Regions from separate parts of the Homo sapiens genome. Here region 1 is linked to region 2. The links are chromatin loops, found by intact Hi-C in ENCODE. Cell type or tissue: B cell. All regions are shown on one strand.

Region 1 (8,000 bases), 370 kb after region 2:
TAAAACTGACGCGAGACATTAAACATAAAATTGTCTCTTCCACTTCAACCACTTCCAAAAGAGAAATATGTATTAGCTACAAAAAATATAAATCTGTATACTCTTTTCAACCAAAATAAAGTTAGATTTTTCCGTAGTATAAATATTACTTTTAGAGAGTTTTCCTCTTTTCTATTTCTATTGTATATGAAATTAAAACTCTTTCCTTTCAATGTTTTTAAAGAATGAATTAGAATAAGTCTAAAAAGGAGAGCGTAACCCAGACTCTGCCAGTAACTGTGACAATGAGAAACTCACTTGAATTCCTTGGGCCTCACCTTTCTCAACCTTAGTGTAGTCTCTGAAAGAAGTGAGATTGACTCCCGTCATCTTGGAGACGGACACAGTGTTAAACAGGAGCAACAGACGAGGCAGTTAGAGTTAGAGAAGCTGTTAAAATCTTTTCAGGGTGTTATGATACAGAACTAGATCTTGGCTTGGGATCTTCATTAATTAGCTGGTGAAATGTCTGAGATAAATTAAAGAGATTTTGCAAACAAGCCCAATTCTCTCTTCAACCCCAAACTGTCATGCCTGTCAACATTATTTTTGGATATAAATTCCTAACCTCTGGGAAATGTCTCAGAACAACAACCAAATAAAGAAAAAGGTTGGGTTGCTTGGTGCCATTAAAAATAATTTTTCTTTTCTTTCTTTCTTTTTTTTTCTTATTAAGACAGAGTCACTCTGTTGCCTAGGCTAGAAGTGCAGTAGTATGCTCTCGGTTCACTGCAACCTCCACCTCTTGGGTTTAAGTGATTATCGTGCCTCAGCCTCCCAAGTAGCTGGGATTACAGGCACTCACCACCACAACTGGCTAATTTTTGTATTTTTAGTAGAGACAGGTTTTCACCACGTTGGCCAGGCTGGTCTCGAACTCCTGACCTCAAACTATCCACCTGCCTTGGCCTCCCAAAGTGCTAGGATTACAGGTGTGAAAAAATGATTTTTCTAAGCTTGAAAATATCTAAGCAGGTATCCTGCCAGGAGTATTTTTTTACATTGTTCTCAGGCTCCATGCAACTGACAAGCACGTGGTGCACTCTGCGGGGTGGGAGTCGGTGAGCGAATACGGATTCCCAAAAGCCAGCGCCATAAATCATTTGCCAGCAGAGAATACCTTCGATAGACACTTGGTCTTGCTTACAGGAAGGTGAGTAGCCCCAATTTGCAGGGAATCTCCCAAATTTCAGGACTCTCTTACTTCAGTGTGTATTTCCTACACCTGGGACCTAGGAACTCCCACAGGAATTAAGTGTAGCCCATCTAATTAAGGTGTTGGAAAGCACCAGTAGAAGCAGATGGGGCACAATTTCTTCTCCAAAACTTGAATCCTTAATTCATTCATTTTTTAATTAGTGTAAACAAGTGTGTTCAATTGGCATGTTAATGCTGCTGGGTGTTTTTAATCAAATGACCAATACAATTTGTGACAACAGTTTTATTTTCACATGCTTCAAAGGCGATAAATGAAACAATAGAAGTCTTCAATCACCCTACAGGCTGGCCACTCCTGACTTAGAAAATTTTGTTATTTCCTAGATTAGTATTTTCGTTTTAGTCCTAGGACTTGTCCATCTCTATGCTAGACCTACAAAGGTTAGGTCTAAATCAACTGTTTTGTAAAAGAAGCCGTTCCTCTGTGTATACACGCCTCTTTCTGAGAAGATGCAGGTACGAGTCCCATGCTGGGCTGTCTCCCTGCTGGTTCACAGAATCTGAACAAGTACAGCTTCTAGATGCCACCTAATGATGTCAGTTAAGCTAGTGCTCAGTTGTGTGTGCAAAGTTACTGGGAGTAATTTAGCTGCCCCAGACAAATGTAGATAACACAGTGTGAAGAATCATTAACTTTAAAGAACCAGCAATTGGTAAACATATTAATGCTTTCTGGAAAACTATAGGGAATTACTTGCTGGGCAGATGACACAGTTCTGAATAATGAAAGTCCACTGTGATGTACTAGAAACCATGGCATTATCCTAACTCTTAAGATGCTCTCGGAGGACTGTGAACTGTGCCTTTAGCCACAACCAAAACCCAACCAAAGAAACAAGAGCCACAACACCACTTTTCCACTGCAGTCGCTTGTTGCGTGTTGTTCCCCACCATGGGTTGCTTTCCTGTAGGATTACAGTTCCTGCCCTGTTCACTGCGGGCTTCACCTTGTGACTTGCTTTGGCTCTGGCTTGGGTTCTCTGAATTGCCCCTCTCAGAGCAGGGCCTGAGCAAGGGCTTGTGTGCAAATTGTTTAACTGGGAAAGTGACCCCAGGGAGCAGGGGTGCAGGTGCAGGGGGTGAAACAGGGAGGGTGGGATGTGTGACCAAACTGGCCACCCAATGGGACTCAGTGCAAGATCAATGGGGCCTTTTCTGAGGAGCCTGGTGAAATGTCTCAAAAAATGGGGCAAAGAAAGGAAAGCTTTTACCCATGGGTTCTCACCCCGCAGTGATCAAGTAGCTTCACAAGCTAACTCCTCGAACCTCACCCTTGTGCCTGTGAGCACAGACTCATGAGATTCAGAAGTTTTGTGTAGCTGCAACGTAATTTATTGAAGTTTAACTGGTAGTGGCAGTTGAGGTGGGGAACCCTTCCCACATCCACCCACGGGGATGTCCGTAGCGCTCTGGACCAGTGACTGGGTCAGGCTGCATTCATTCTCCCTGTTCTCAATGGAGTGATCTTTCCCAGCTCCACCGCACGTCGGGGAAGACGGGCATCCATCTGTGACTAGACTGAGAGAAGACACATCTAGAGTTGCTGTAGAGGCCCCCATGAGTGCCTGCACTTTGGGCCTGATGCTATAATTGAGTGGAATTTTTGCAATTTCTTCTCAAAAGACACAGATGTGGAGTGCAGAAGGGACACACATTCACATTTGTGACTGAGAGGGAACATGGGTAGAACATACTGCTGTCCTCAGTTACCTGCTGTATTCCCAGGAAGAGGATGACATACCCCTGCCCACTCTGCCATGACCTGGAGTAACTTCCTGTGGCAGGAACAGATTCACTTCCACATTGACATCAGGTTTGGCAATGAGACTGACTTTCAAATGGAATGTGTGTGAATTCCAGAGAGAATTTTTATAGCTATTACGCGGTTCTGCCATTCTTCTTTCCCCTTGGTCACTAGAACTGCCTATGCCTTCTGCAGAGTTTCCAGAAAAAAGAGCAGCAGAGCCACGCCTGCCCAACACATGAGTGAGAAGCGAGCTTTGTTGAAGCCACTGAACTTTGGGAGTTAGTTCCCACAGCATAAGCTAGCAGGGAAAGCTTTTACCACTTGACGCACCCGGGCTTCAAATGACCACTGGATGTGTATATGCTAATAGGAAAAGAGAGAAAACGTAAAGAAACGAAAGTGAGGACTTGAAATAATTTTATCTTAATAGACTTATCACGCAGTTCTTGGGCACTCAACGTCAGTTACAAATCCTGGGGTCACTCTTAGGCTGTAACAATTTCTCGTTATTATAATTTTTAGCAGGGCACACATAGTACGCTGTTTGGCTTAAATCCACTCCAAACATGGGCCGACATCTTAATTTCTAGCTTCCTCTTGACTACCCTTCAGACATACTGAATGTTAGCTTGCTAGGGCTACTGTAACAAAGTGCCACATACTGGCAGCTTAAACAATAGACATTCATTCTCTCAGTTCTGGAGGCCAGAAATCGAAGATGAAGGTGGTGGCCAGGCTGTGCTTTCTCTGAAGGCGTTAGGGGAGAGGCGGTCCTGGCCTCTTCCAGCTTCTGGTGTCTGCCGCAACCTTGGTGTTCCTCAGCTTCTAGACACGTCACCCCAACCCTTGTCGCGGTCATCACTTGGCACTCTCCTGGGTGTCTGTGTTCAAATTTTCTTCTTCTTATATGAACACCAGTGACAGGATTTAGGTCCCATCCTCATCCAGTAGGACCTCATCTTAATGATGGGGGCAAAGACCCTACTTCCAAATAAGGTCACACTCACAGGTACCAGCGGTTAAAATCTGAGTTAAGATTCAATATGTCTTCTTGTTTACCCACAACATGAGTAAACAGTCAATCCCACAGCCAGCTTGTCACAAAGTACTTAACTTTAAATAGCTGGTAAGCAATTTTCTTTTCTGTTTTCACAGCCACAGAATTATGCTAAGTCTCAAATGCAACAACTTCCTCTGATGAGGTCTCAAGATCTTCATACGCTAGACACAGTCTATTATTTCTTATTACTCCCCATTTCTATCTTAAATCATCAGTTATTTAATATCCAAAATGTGCACCCTTTTATTTGGCAATATCAGTATTCTGGCCTCTTTTCAGTGGTTTCTCCTCTCCCTTCAAGAACTATTCCCCTCAGCCCGCTCCATCCAAGAGGTTTCCCCCAGCTATTCTGGCACATGGGAACCTCTTTTCTAAATCTCTGCTGCATTTCTACAGAATCCCACTAGTGTTAGGCTCGTGCATCCAAGTATTTGTTAGTTTTTTGAGAGCAGACACAATATTTTAAGAATTTCTCATTGTCCCTGTAAGAGTTTCCTGTCCATCACAACAGGGTCACCACTGGGGGCAGCACACTCAAATTACAATCATCTAAGAAGGTTTATCAAGGAACTACTTACAAAGGTGTAGGCAGGATGCATGGAGAGTGAAGGGACCTGTGGGGAGAAGCAGGTGAGCCCTCACCACCCTAGGTCCAAGGGATGAGAGGAAGGAAAGATTCCCAGGACCTGGAAGGAGAGAGTTGTATAGAATGGGCTCCTCTGCCAGCTCAAGGCAACCTGATGAGGAACCTGGGAAATAAACACCGTCATACCTCTCTCCTCCCTCCCCTCACTGCCCAGCTTTCTGCTGGGACTCCCCATTGACCAAATTCAACTAGAAGCCAATGTGCAAGGGATTCTACTTATATAATCTGCTCAGGTCAGCACCCAGGGGCGGAGAAAAAGGTGGAGCAGGATGGAGTACAGATCTGACATGGGGAGTGGGACAAATGGAAGGCATCTAACACATCCCTCACATGCCTCAGAGAACTACCTTGTGTTTGCTTTTTAAAAATAATGCTGTTTCTTTGTTGTTTGTTTTTGAGATAGACTCTCACTTTGTGGCCCAGACTGGCATGATCTCAGCTCACTGCAACCTCTGCCTCCCAGGTTCAAGCGATCCTTGTGGCTCAGTCTCCTGGGTAGCTGGGATTCCAGGCGTGCACCACCATGCCTGGCTAATTTTTTTGTATTTTCAGTAGAGATGGGGTTTTACCATTTGGCCAGGCGGGAAAAAGAATACGCTTAATCCTCTATGTATAAAGCCAGTAACCTCAAATTCAACAAATATCTATTGAGTAGCTAACGGGTATTTTTTTTGAAATTATCTTTGAGAATTTTGTTTTATATTACACTAATCTTAATTCATATAAGAATTTTTTTGAAAACCAAAAATGGCAAAAATTGGCAAGATACCATCAATGCCATTTTCTTTTCTTGGACGTGTAAGAAGACCACATCACCCAGCAGTCTCCTTTACAGCTTACGGAGGTGTCAGGAGACCAGGTTCTGGCCAGTGGAAATGGCTGGAGGTATGTGTGCCACTCTTGCTAGCTCAGCCATAGAAACTGCAGCAGGATACTCTACATGCTTTGTCCCCATCTGTACAGCTAACAAAGCCACATGACAGAAGCCAAGTCCCATTTGGAAGAAAGCTGTCCGAAGGAAGCCACCAAGGCGTTATGTGCAAGAAACTTTCTTTTTCGTTTTTTTTTGAGACAGAGTCTAGATCTGTCACCCAGGATGGAGTGCAGTGGTGCAATCTTGACTCAATGCAACCTCCACCTCACCGGTTCAAGCCATTCTCGTGCCTCAGCCTCCCGAGTAGCTGGGATTACAGGTGCGCACCACCATGCTCAACTAGTTTTTGTATTTTTAGTAAGAGATGAGGTTTCACCATGTTAGCCAGGCTGGTCTCGAACTCCTGACCTAAGTGATCCACCTGCCTCGGGCACCCAAAGTGTTGGGATTACAGGCATGAGCCACTGTGCCCGGTGGAAACTTTCAAAGTCTTATCCCACTGAAATGTAGTTACAACATGATCTTAATCCGGGTTTCTCAACAGTGGCACTATTGACATTTTGCACGGGTCCTTTGTCATGGAGGACGGTCCCATGCGTTGCGTGATGTTTAGCAGCTTCCTATCCTCCACCACTAGATGCCAGTAGCATCCCCTACCCCCTAGTTGTGACAACCAAAAATGTCTCCAGACGTTGTCAAATGTGCCATAGGGGGCTAAATTGCCCATGGTTGAGAATCGCTGATCCTGTTACCGCACTGTTCTCAGAGTGACGGGAGACAGGTATGGGACGTCGTTTCTAACCTTAAAGGATGGAACATTATAATACGTTATACATGTATTTTAAGATGATTGCTTCATTGGAGTACTGTAATTGTTAAATTGGAAACAACAAATGTGCAACAATACAGAATATTGTACATTCAAACAAGGGAGTATTATGTATTCATTAAATGATATAGATATTTATTGACATGGAAAAACAGTCTTGATTTTTTTGAAGTGGCAGAGTATGGGGTATAATTTTTTTTAGGGAAATATATTTATACGGGACAATGTCTAGAAGGATTTCCATAGTGGTTGCTTCTGGGCATAGAATTTGAGGTAATTTACAATTTCTCTTCACTTGTGATTTCTAGTTTTCCGACACTGAATAGCTACATGACACTGGTGGCAGCTGTGCCCCGCAGGTCCACTGACGGGATCTTTCCTGCAGAGAAGCAGTGCTCCTTTGAGTTCGCAGTTTCTCCTTCAACTAAACTATGGCCTGTTTGTGCCTGCAACTGGAGTATTCTGACCCTTTCATGAGAAGGTTAAATGTTGTCTATAAACCCAAACTGAAGGTTTACTAAACATTAAAAATATCTAATTTTAAGGGATGTATGGATAGCTGAACAGGAGAGATGAAGACTGAGACTGTTGTATACAATATAGAAATACATTTAAAAAAAGCCATTTGGAAATAATCTAAGTAACTGCCTCGAGTTTCCACCAGTAAGGGCAATTTGAGTTAAATATCCCCAAATCTACTTTTTTTTTTCTAATTTTTTATTTTTCCTAGGCTTAGGTTATCTAATTTTGCCAAATAGAAAATGAGAAACATATTTACTGAACTAGCACTGGCAGTAAGCAGGCTGTTTAATTCTCCAAAGGCTGATTATCAACAAAATGATCATGCTTTTAATTTACCTGGGGGAAGTCTAAAAATATTAATGCTCAGTGTCATATTTGGAAGTGGTATATGCTTCAAATTAAACAAATGCATAGCTTCTGTTTAATAAACTGATAGCTATCACCCTAAAATGGGTCATCCTTAAAGTGTCACAAAACCAGTGATAAGAATTTTATTTAACTGTGAATAAGATACAGCACTGTCAACATGATATTTTGTTCCTATAACTTTGCATATGGCCATTTTGGGGAAGATAATTTCTGAGTTTACCGCTTGCCTTTAAATATTGACTTGCCATCTTTACGTCCTCTGCTAGATGGGTTACTCTTCATGATGTCAGGATGCTAGTTTTTTAGACTGCCTCAGAGCATCCTTTATCCACATGAAATTAACCTAATGTAAACATTTTTATTTTTCATTACTGGCCAAGCAGTAGTATTGGAGACTCAGTGAGTGAGTGTGACACTGCCTCCAGGCCTTCCTGATGCTGTTGCCGTAAGATCCACTTGTGTGGACCGCCTTGCACAGTTCACGTGTGATATTTTACAAATACTGACTAGGTGATGGGGTTTTAAATAGCAGATTTATTTATTTATTTAGAGTCTCACTCTGCCACCTAAGCTGGAGTGCAGTGGTGTGATCTCTGCTCTCTGCAACCTCTGCTTCCCGGGTTCAAGTGATTCTCCTGCCTCAGCTTCCCAAGAAGGTAGGATTACAGGTGCACGCCACCATGCCCAGCTAATTTT
Region 2 (8,000 bases):
GGAGCCGGGATGGGAAGGGCAGACGCGCACCATGTGAGAGCCACATGGCGAAGGCAGAGGTGGCTTTGGGATGCTGCACCTCTGAGCCCAGGGAGCAAGCGTTCCTGGAGACAGCAGAGGCCAACAGGGCGGGAAGGGCCCTGCCCACGCCTGGACTTTGGACTCCGGTCCTGTGGGGGAACACATTCCTGTTGTGTAGGCCCCCCGGTTTGTGGCACTTCGCTAAGGCAATGCCGGGAAGCTGATGCAGAGGGGTAAAGTGACAATCAGGCAGTGATTCCCCAACAGGTGAGCAGGACTGGGGAGGCTGGGGAGGCTGGGGAGATGACCCAGTCCACCTCCAGCACCCACCGCTGCTGAGAAGCCAGGCAGGAGGCAGTGGAGGGGAGGCGTTGAGAAGCGTGGAGACAAGCAAGTCTGGACCCTGCTCCGCAGACCAGACACCCCCCAGAGACACCCCCCAGAGAAGGCGGGCGTGGGAAAAGAGGCTAGGCTGGAACTACACCTGGGTGCCCCTCCTGGGAAGCAGGGGGTTTGTGAACACCTCCAAGGGGCCTCTCTGAAGCTGTGCTGTGGCTCTCGGCCTCCCCAGCCCCTGCTGGTGTGAAGAACACAGAAAGGGGTTGGAATAATCTAGCAGCTGCTTGCTGTCCCAGGCTGGCCAGCCCCCACAAAGTGTTCCCATCTGGCCCCAGCCTGCACAGGCAGCACTAGCAGCCCCCCGTGAGTAATTTGCAGGCTCGGATGGATGGGCAGAGCCCAACCAACTTCAGCCAGTGGAGGGAAGGCCTTGGCCTTTGCAGGTAGGGGAGACAGCTCAAGGCCAAAGATTCCCATCAAATCCTGAAACGCCTCTGCCCAGCCTGGCCACCCGAGACCGCACCCAGCCAGGAGCACTCCCCAGAGAGCCCACACACGCTTCCAGGTCTTCCTCCCCAGCCTGCCAACTCAGTCTCAGCATCACTGGTTTCATTTCACTTAAAAAAAATTTTGTTTCAATTTAGCTTCATTTGGTCATTTTAAAGAATAAGTTGTCTGTGCCCCCAGGTAGGGTTATTTTCTATGTTGCCCATCCTCTGCATAAGGCGTCACTGTCCCTGGGAATATACAGGGATTCTATGCCTGGCCTCGGAAACTGAAATGAAATAAATTTGCACCATGAGAGAGTAGGTCCAACTCTGCACAAATTAAAACAAAACACAACAAAAAATGTTTCAGCCAGAAGTAACATTCGACATGGTCTACCCCCATCAGCTCCTTTTACAGGTGAGGAAGTGGAGGCCTAAAAAGCTGGGAAGACTTGCTCAAGGTTATGCTCAAGGTTACATCCACCTCTTCCTGCAGGGTAGAGGCTGGAGGGTCTCAGAAAGGCTCCCTCCCTCCCTTCCTGCTTCACAGCTGGGGACTGGAGGCCCAGATCCAGACCCAGAAGCTGGAAAGAAATCCCAGGTTGTGAGGCCCGTCCTCCCACTCAGCCCCCAACTCTAGGCCTGGGACCCTCCACAGCCCTCCAGGCACCAGGGGACCAATCGGGATGGAACCAGCCCCTCAAGACCCAGGGCCACTACCTAGCAAGTCCCTCCTTATCTGGGTAGCCTATACCCCCCACCTTGCCTTCCCCAGACCCTGTGCTAGGGACCCCTGCCTCAGGAAGTGAGCCCTACTGAACAGATGGGGGGCGGCATTTGTGGCTCGCGGCCTCTTTCTCTGTCCCTCCCTCCCGGCCTGCCCCCTGCCCTTCGAAGAAATTGAATTCCAAGGAGGAAGAGGGGAGAAAGAACACCCAAACCCCTGCCTTCTCACTGCATAAATACCTAAATCCCGGGTCCTCCAGAGCCTGCCTGGAGCCTGCCAGCCGCTGCCTGCGGTCCTGCCCACAGCCTGAGGTCCCGGCCTGCACCTCCTCATAAGCCCACACTGGCGGTGCCATGCCATGGGCTCCCCTGGGCTCCCTCTGCCGCCCAGCCTGCCCCGCACACTCCACTCGCGCCGCCCGCCCTTTGCTGCAGGACGGGGCCAGCCAGGGCAACTCTCCGCAGCCCAGAGCTCTCGTCCCTTGAATCCTGCCGGTGGAGCAGGGGGCAAGGGGGAGCCAGGCACGCCCAGCCCCGGACCCGCAAGCAGGGACCCTCGGGGCGGCGGTCCGCACAGGGCAGGGGCTGCTGGAGACCCGCGGCCCCCACCCCCGACACTCACCGCGCGGTGCCCAGCGCGCGCCAGGGCTCCCATCAAGTCCTCTCGGAGCCCGCAGCAGGCTCCCACTTCTGTTTTTCTCTGACAGCCATGCAGGCAGCAGGCCTTCAGCCAGGCTCCCCGCCGCGCTTCCACGCACGCACACTCACAGTCACGCTCGTGCACACTCGCACGCACACGCACGCTCACGCTCATGCACACTCACACTCACATTCGTGTACATGTACACATTCACACCCGCATGCACACTCAAACTCACGCTCACGCACACTCACGCTCGTGCACGCGCACGCATACACACGCCCGCGCTCACACGGACACGAGAACTCGCCCCGCTGCGCGCCTGGCTCCCGGGACGCCTGGAGCTGGGGAGCGAGGGCCCCGGACGCCTGTAGCCGCCAGGGGAGGCCGGAGGGGCAGACGGGTGCAGAGAGCAGCCGGAAAGGCAGTGCCCGGCCACCAAGAGGCCGATTACTTGAGGGGCCTGAGGTGTGGAGCCCAGGCCGAAGACCCTGGGTGCGAGAAGGCAGCGGCCAGGAGGCCGCCCTAGAGCCTCGGGAGCGGGCGGGGGAAGGGGGATGTCCACGGAGACCAGAGTTGGTGGCTCTGACCGAGGAGGGCCTCGCGCTCCCCACGCCACTTGGCAGGGCTGGGGACACGCGCCCTCTCCCCCCTCTCCCTGGGGCCGCGCAGGGCTGTACCCGGGCTCTGCCCAGATCCCCTCGGAGCGGAAGATGCAAGTTGGCTTTTGTCTGACCCGGTCAGACAGAGCCGTTCTGTGGGATAAAGGCTTAACGCTCCGTGAACACGCAGAAAAAGCTCCGCGCTGGCCCTCTGACAATCCCATTGTCTCGGGCCTGAGCCCGGCGGTTTGGTCTGAAAGCGCCAAGTTCATGACATTTCAAAGAGCAATGATACTGGGAGAGGGGGGTGGGCAGGGGAGGGAGGGGTGTGCAGGAGAAATACATTCCTAAAATACGAAGTAACAGTATCTGACTCCCTCGCCAGCGCGTTCCTCAGCTCAGCCCCCTGCCCCACCCTCCACGAACCCATTCAGACCGAATCCCCTTCTCCAGCCCCGTGTGGACCCAGAGCCAGGCTGCAAAAGTCAGGATCACCAGGGACTGCGGTTTGGAAGGTGAAGGTGTGAAAAGATGCCCAAGTAGCTGCGTGGAAGCTTCCTGGAATGTCAGCAGAGTGACAGCAGCCGTTTAGCACAAGCTCCCATTGTCTGCACTGCCCCACAAGATAAGAATTTGCCAAAAAGGACTTTAGGTGCCCACATGAGTTTATTTTAAAGAGCTAGAGTGTTACTGTTTTCTTTCATTTGTATTACTGTTCGTACTATATCCTTTAAAAAAAAAACTATTTTCTGAGCCAGGAAGCAAAGGAGCTTCCATTTTTAGTGTTTAATTTGTTTAATGTGCCTCGGCAAAAGCAAATAATTCCTGAGAGAAAGCAGAATCCTCAGGAAATTGAATGTGTTTTGTCTCCAGCGAAGTTTCCCTTGAGTGATTTCGTTTGCTTTCTGTCTCGCCAAGCAGGCTCTGCACTGGGACCTCCAGCAGGCTGGGGCCAGGCTGGGCAGTCTGCAGCCCCTCTCCCCACCTTAGGTGGTGAGGCTTCTCTGATCCTCAGCCCACTGGCCAGGTAAACTGTGCTCCCGAAGAACAAAACGTAGCCTTGTAGAGTCATTCTAATGCGAGGAGAAAATAGGATTAGGCCAGAGTGTCAGCCAGGTAAGTCGGATTAACAGCAAGGTCCAATACATTTTGGCATTCTTGTGCTATTTTTAATTGTACAAAGGTATATGCTTCCCTTCCCTGGCTTTATTTAAAGAGGCTGTTTGTTTGTGCCCAAGAGGTAAATGATGAGCGATAAGGCTCTATGAGGAATTGGAAATGTATAACCTTGCAAAATGACATTTCGCCCTGGAAAGTGTGACACGCACACACGGGTAGATAAAGGGAGAGTGCGGAGCGTCCCGGGCTTTGTTAACGCTTCTTGCCCCCTGGCGTTGCTTTGATGGAAGGACACCCCACGCCTGGCTGCAGAGGTGTCTGCCAACGGCAGGAGCTCCTTCCCCACAGGCAGCCAGGCAATGACTACAAATCGATTCATTTTAAAAAAATATCCAAAGTCAGGTGTTAAAAAACGTATGAACCAGGATGGTAGGTCATTAAACCGTGGGAGAAAAGAGTTGGCAAAAACCTGCTTATATTATTTTTTAAAATATATATCTGTATTGCATTTTGCCACATGCAAATTTAGTCTAGGTTTGTTAATCAGGATCATGTGAGTGTGTCATAAATTAACATGATTTCTTCGGGGCAAGTCAAGAGAGAATGTATAATTGTTTAAGTTTGCAAATCATTTAGCAATTAACTTGGGGGGCAGAGGGCTGCAGTTCCCGGGTGGCCAAGGACATTCATGAGCCATGTGGAAGTTACTGAGTCGAATTGTAACTGTCCATGGCATTTCTGACCGTCCTTTCCAGGCCAAATGACAGACAGAAAGCCAGAGGGGACAGCACTGAATCCAAATGCTTTTGCATTCTGGGTGAGTGTGAACTGAGGGCACAGAAGCTTGGGGCCAAAGGAGAAGAAAGTTGCATTTGATCAAAGTTCCCCCTTTTGGGCAGAGGGCTGAGAGTGAGGATGACCAAGGGGTTTTGGCTTCCCTTTCAGACTCTGCATATGTGAGGTGGCAGGGCAGGGTTTAGGAATGTCATTTTCCTTAGATAGAGAAGGGTGTTCCCAAAAGAATTGTCCAGGGGTCAGGATTCTGGGAAAGCCATAACAGATGTATGTCTGTGAGGGCTTCCATCAGCTCGTGGAATGTTTTCTTCCTGTTGCAGAAACAGAAAGAGCAGTTTGTTGAATCTGAGAGTCGGTTTTGCCGACCTTGTTTAACTGCTGTCTGTCTGAGAGCTTCTTGCAGAGACGCTGGAGAATTCCTGGGGCGGGGGTTATTTCAAACTCAAGAATCTATCATTCCATTTTGATTAATCTGGTAAAGCAGGGTTCTGTTTCTCTTTTAAATTTTTTCTTCTTTTCCATATTTAACATAGATATGCATGTACATGAGAAGTAATGGACATTCAAAAAGCCAGATCCTGCTGATTCCACATTTCAATGGCTTGGTTTGCCAACTCATGCATGGGTGCCTCTAAACACTAATCAGTAATCCAGTTCATTGCTAAGGCTGCAGAGCTCCAGGATCTCTTATTTTCTCACAGGTGGGAAAAGACCCCCCGACCTTCTTGGTCTAAGCTCTCTTCTGGTTACTTGGTACCCACATGTTTACAAGGTATTTATTTTCATTAGACCTCCGATCGTTCTAAAGGCCTGCAGAGCCCAACCCTTCCTGCCTCCTCCTCTCCCCATCTTTAAGCTATAAAACCTTGGCGGAGTTTTCTGGGCTGTTCTCCAGGTTTTTGTTTTCCCCACTGTCCAGCATGGTACCTGAGATTGAGTGCAGGTGCAGCCGGCAGGACACAGTGGCTCCAGCGCCAGCTTCCGCTCCATCTCTACCCCATCCTTCTCCTCTGACTTATTTTGCTGTAACTCTGCACTTAATCTGATGAGGAAGGGTCCCTAGAATGTAGAATGTTGAACAAAATTCTCCCTAAAACAGGAGGAAGAGCTGGCCGTGGGGAGCGGGTTCTATAGTAGCTGCAAGTTGACCAAGTATGTAGAAAACATCAAAATGTGTCTCCATTCCCTTTCCTTGGGTCTGGGAGGAATGTCCCTGAGCCGTTCTTCCCAGCCCTTTTGTAACTAGCAGATGCATTTGTTAGAGAGGTCCTCTTGTTATCCCTGTTCTCAGCATTGTTCTTTCAGCTAGAAATTCACAGTAAAGGTGAGCCATCCTCCGAGGCCGAGGGGCATAGCTGAAACTCAGCAACAGGAACAGAAGTGAACCTCTCTTCACCATGTGTATTCGTGGGGTGGGGGTGGTGAAGGGGAAAGGAGATAGTGTTTGATTTTGTGAATCCAGGGTGAGGCTACAGGGACCCCAGAAGCCTCCTCTTCAGGCCCTTCAGTCAGCAAAGGCGGCCTCCCATCCCCAAGGCGCAAGCAGCGCAGATACCATCACAGCCGTAGCCCAAGCGCGCGGGCCCTCGGCCACTGTGTGCCTTCCCCGGACGTTGGTCTATGCGGAGCAGCCCTCAAGCCTGACTGATCCGGGTCTGCATCCCGCGGGTCTGGACGCGAGCTGGGCATCCGACCGCACCGCGGCGGGACGGGGAGCGCGGCCGCCTGGAGCTGCTTCTTCTGGGCGCTGGGCGCACGCTGCCGAGCGCGGGGCTGGGGCTTCCGGGGGCCAAGCCGGCTCAAGCCCGCACAGGCTCGCGGCGGGGCTGCCTGGCTGCCGCGTCTTGGATCCGGCCTGGGCCTGAGCTCCTGGACCTGGGGTTTTGTTTTGTTTCGTTTTTGTGGAGGAGAGGGGGTTTGGAGACATGAATTGCACTGGCATGGTGTAGGGGAAATATTTGGAGATAGTTGGCAAGAATTCATCCCCAGGTCCAAGGAGTCCAACTAAGCCCGGTTTTAGGGAAGCCCAGCCAGATGTATCTTGAGACAGAAAAGGACATCGTGCTAGGTCTGTGGGGCGGACGCTGAAGAGTTGCCCCGCTAGGAATTTCCTTCCTTTGCAACCGTGAAGGGCTCGCTGCTGCAGTCCAGTGAGCCGTGGGACTCCAATGCCTGCTTCCCACCGCCAGCCTGTTCAGGGGAAATCAGATCAAATCCACCTGCAATCACAACTCCTTTATCAGCTGGGGGGCCCCAAATCTAAAGGGAGAAATGGGACGCTTTAGGAGCCCACCTAATTTGTGATGAGAAATGGAGAAGGGGAAATTCATATCCAATAATAAACTGCTGTAAAAGTAGGTTTGGAAGAAGAAAAGTGAAAACAGTACATATGTTTGTAAGTATGTGCTCATATTTATTGAATATTTGTCTTCTCTAAGTATAGCTTTATTAGGTGTCATAAAACCCCTGAGTTGAGCAGAGTCCAAAAGCCGTCTTTTGGCCAAGCTCACACACATCAGCTCTCTTCCTGGGTGTCCCCCGTGCATTTTATTTATCTTTCAGTTTATTCAAACTTATTTTGAGCCACATGAAGGCAGTTTTATTTGGCTAGTAGAGATTGTGTTTAATTCATTGAGTATGCATTGTCAAAGTTTAGACGTCAATGCCAGCCTGAATTCCAAATTGGGAAGTTAAATATTTGTTTTTAATTTTCTGGCTCAAAAATGTTAACTAACAGAAATGATTCTTTCTGCTCTAATGTGCTTGCATAAATGGGGTTATTAGAACTTTCCCCTAAAACAACATTTGCTTCCTGTCCAGACACGTTGTGTTTGGAAACTTCACTCCTGGAAGAAATTTTTAATATGTATAAATAAAAAGTAAATGCCTGGCCTTTGAATGTTTTGGTACAGAGGCTTATAGGAGGAGGAAAATGAGAATGCAGCATTCCTATCTCAGTAGCTTGATTACAGACAAATTTAGGTTGTGGTGGAAAAGTATTAAAGGGCTTGCATTACAGAAAATATTGACACCAAAGTCCCCTTAATGGTTGTCCTTTATAAGATATGGAATTTTGTAAAGAATTTCAAGGTTTAATTTGCCAACTCTTTTAGGTTTGTTGTATTATTGTGCACTTAATCTATTTATACATACTTCTTAAATTCCGTGATTTGAAAATGACAGAGAACACAAATGCAAATAACTTCACACATAACCCTCATACTATTGGGAATGGAACCAGGAAAGACTACACCTTCTCTGTAGAGGTGT

What was found. A loop is a pair of places that touch in the nucleus more often than their neighbours do. Peaks named below come from ENCODE experiments on the same cell type or tissue, not always from the same donor. Only the 100,000 strongest peaks of a DNase experiment are listed, where the experiment ranks them.
Region 1: it touches region 2 in a loop (3-fold over the local background); 2 of 110 quality-filtered maps call a loop at or near these places.

Annotation. Positions count from the first base shown.
Region 1 is chr7:155,006,352-155,014,351 of GRCh38, reverse strand. No RefSeq gene overlaps it. Among named protein-coding and RNA genes, the nearest start is that of PAXIP1-DT, 6.9 kb to the right of the region's middle. In B cell, CTCF peaks have their summits at 4,347, 4,549 and 6,217 (motif pointing right); DNase peaks (open chromatin) are centred at 4,591 and 6,221.
Region 2 is chr7:155,376,512-155,384,511 of GRCh38, reverse strand. LINC03010 (long intergenic non-protein coding RNA 3010) reads right to left here and starts at 2,436. Exons shown (of 3, transcript NR_147174.1): 1 at 2,197-2,436. RefSeq lists enhancers at 1,567-2,378, 2,379-3,190, 5,926-6,426. In B cell, CTCF peaks have their summits at 3,999 and 4,202; DNase peaks (open chromatin) are centred at 2,371, 3,321, 4,201, 6,421 and 2 weaker places; H3K4me3 peaks cover 693 bases; H3K27me3 peaks cover 7,041 bases.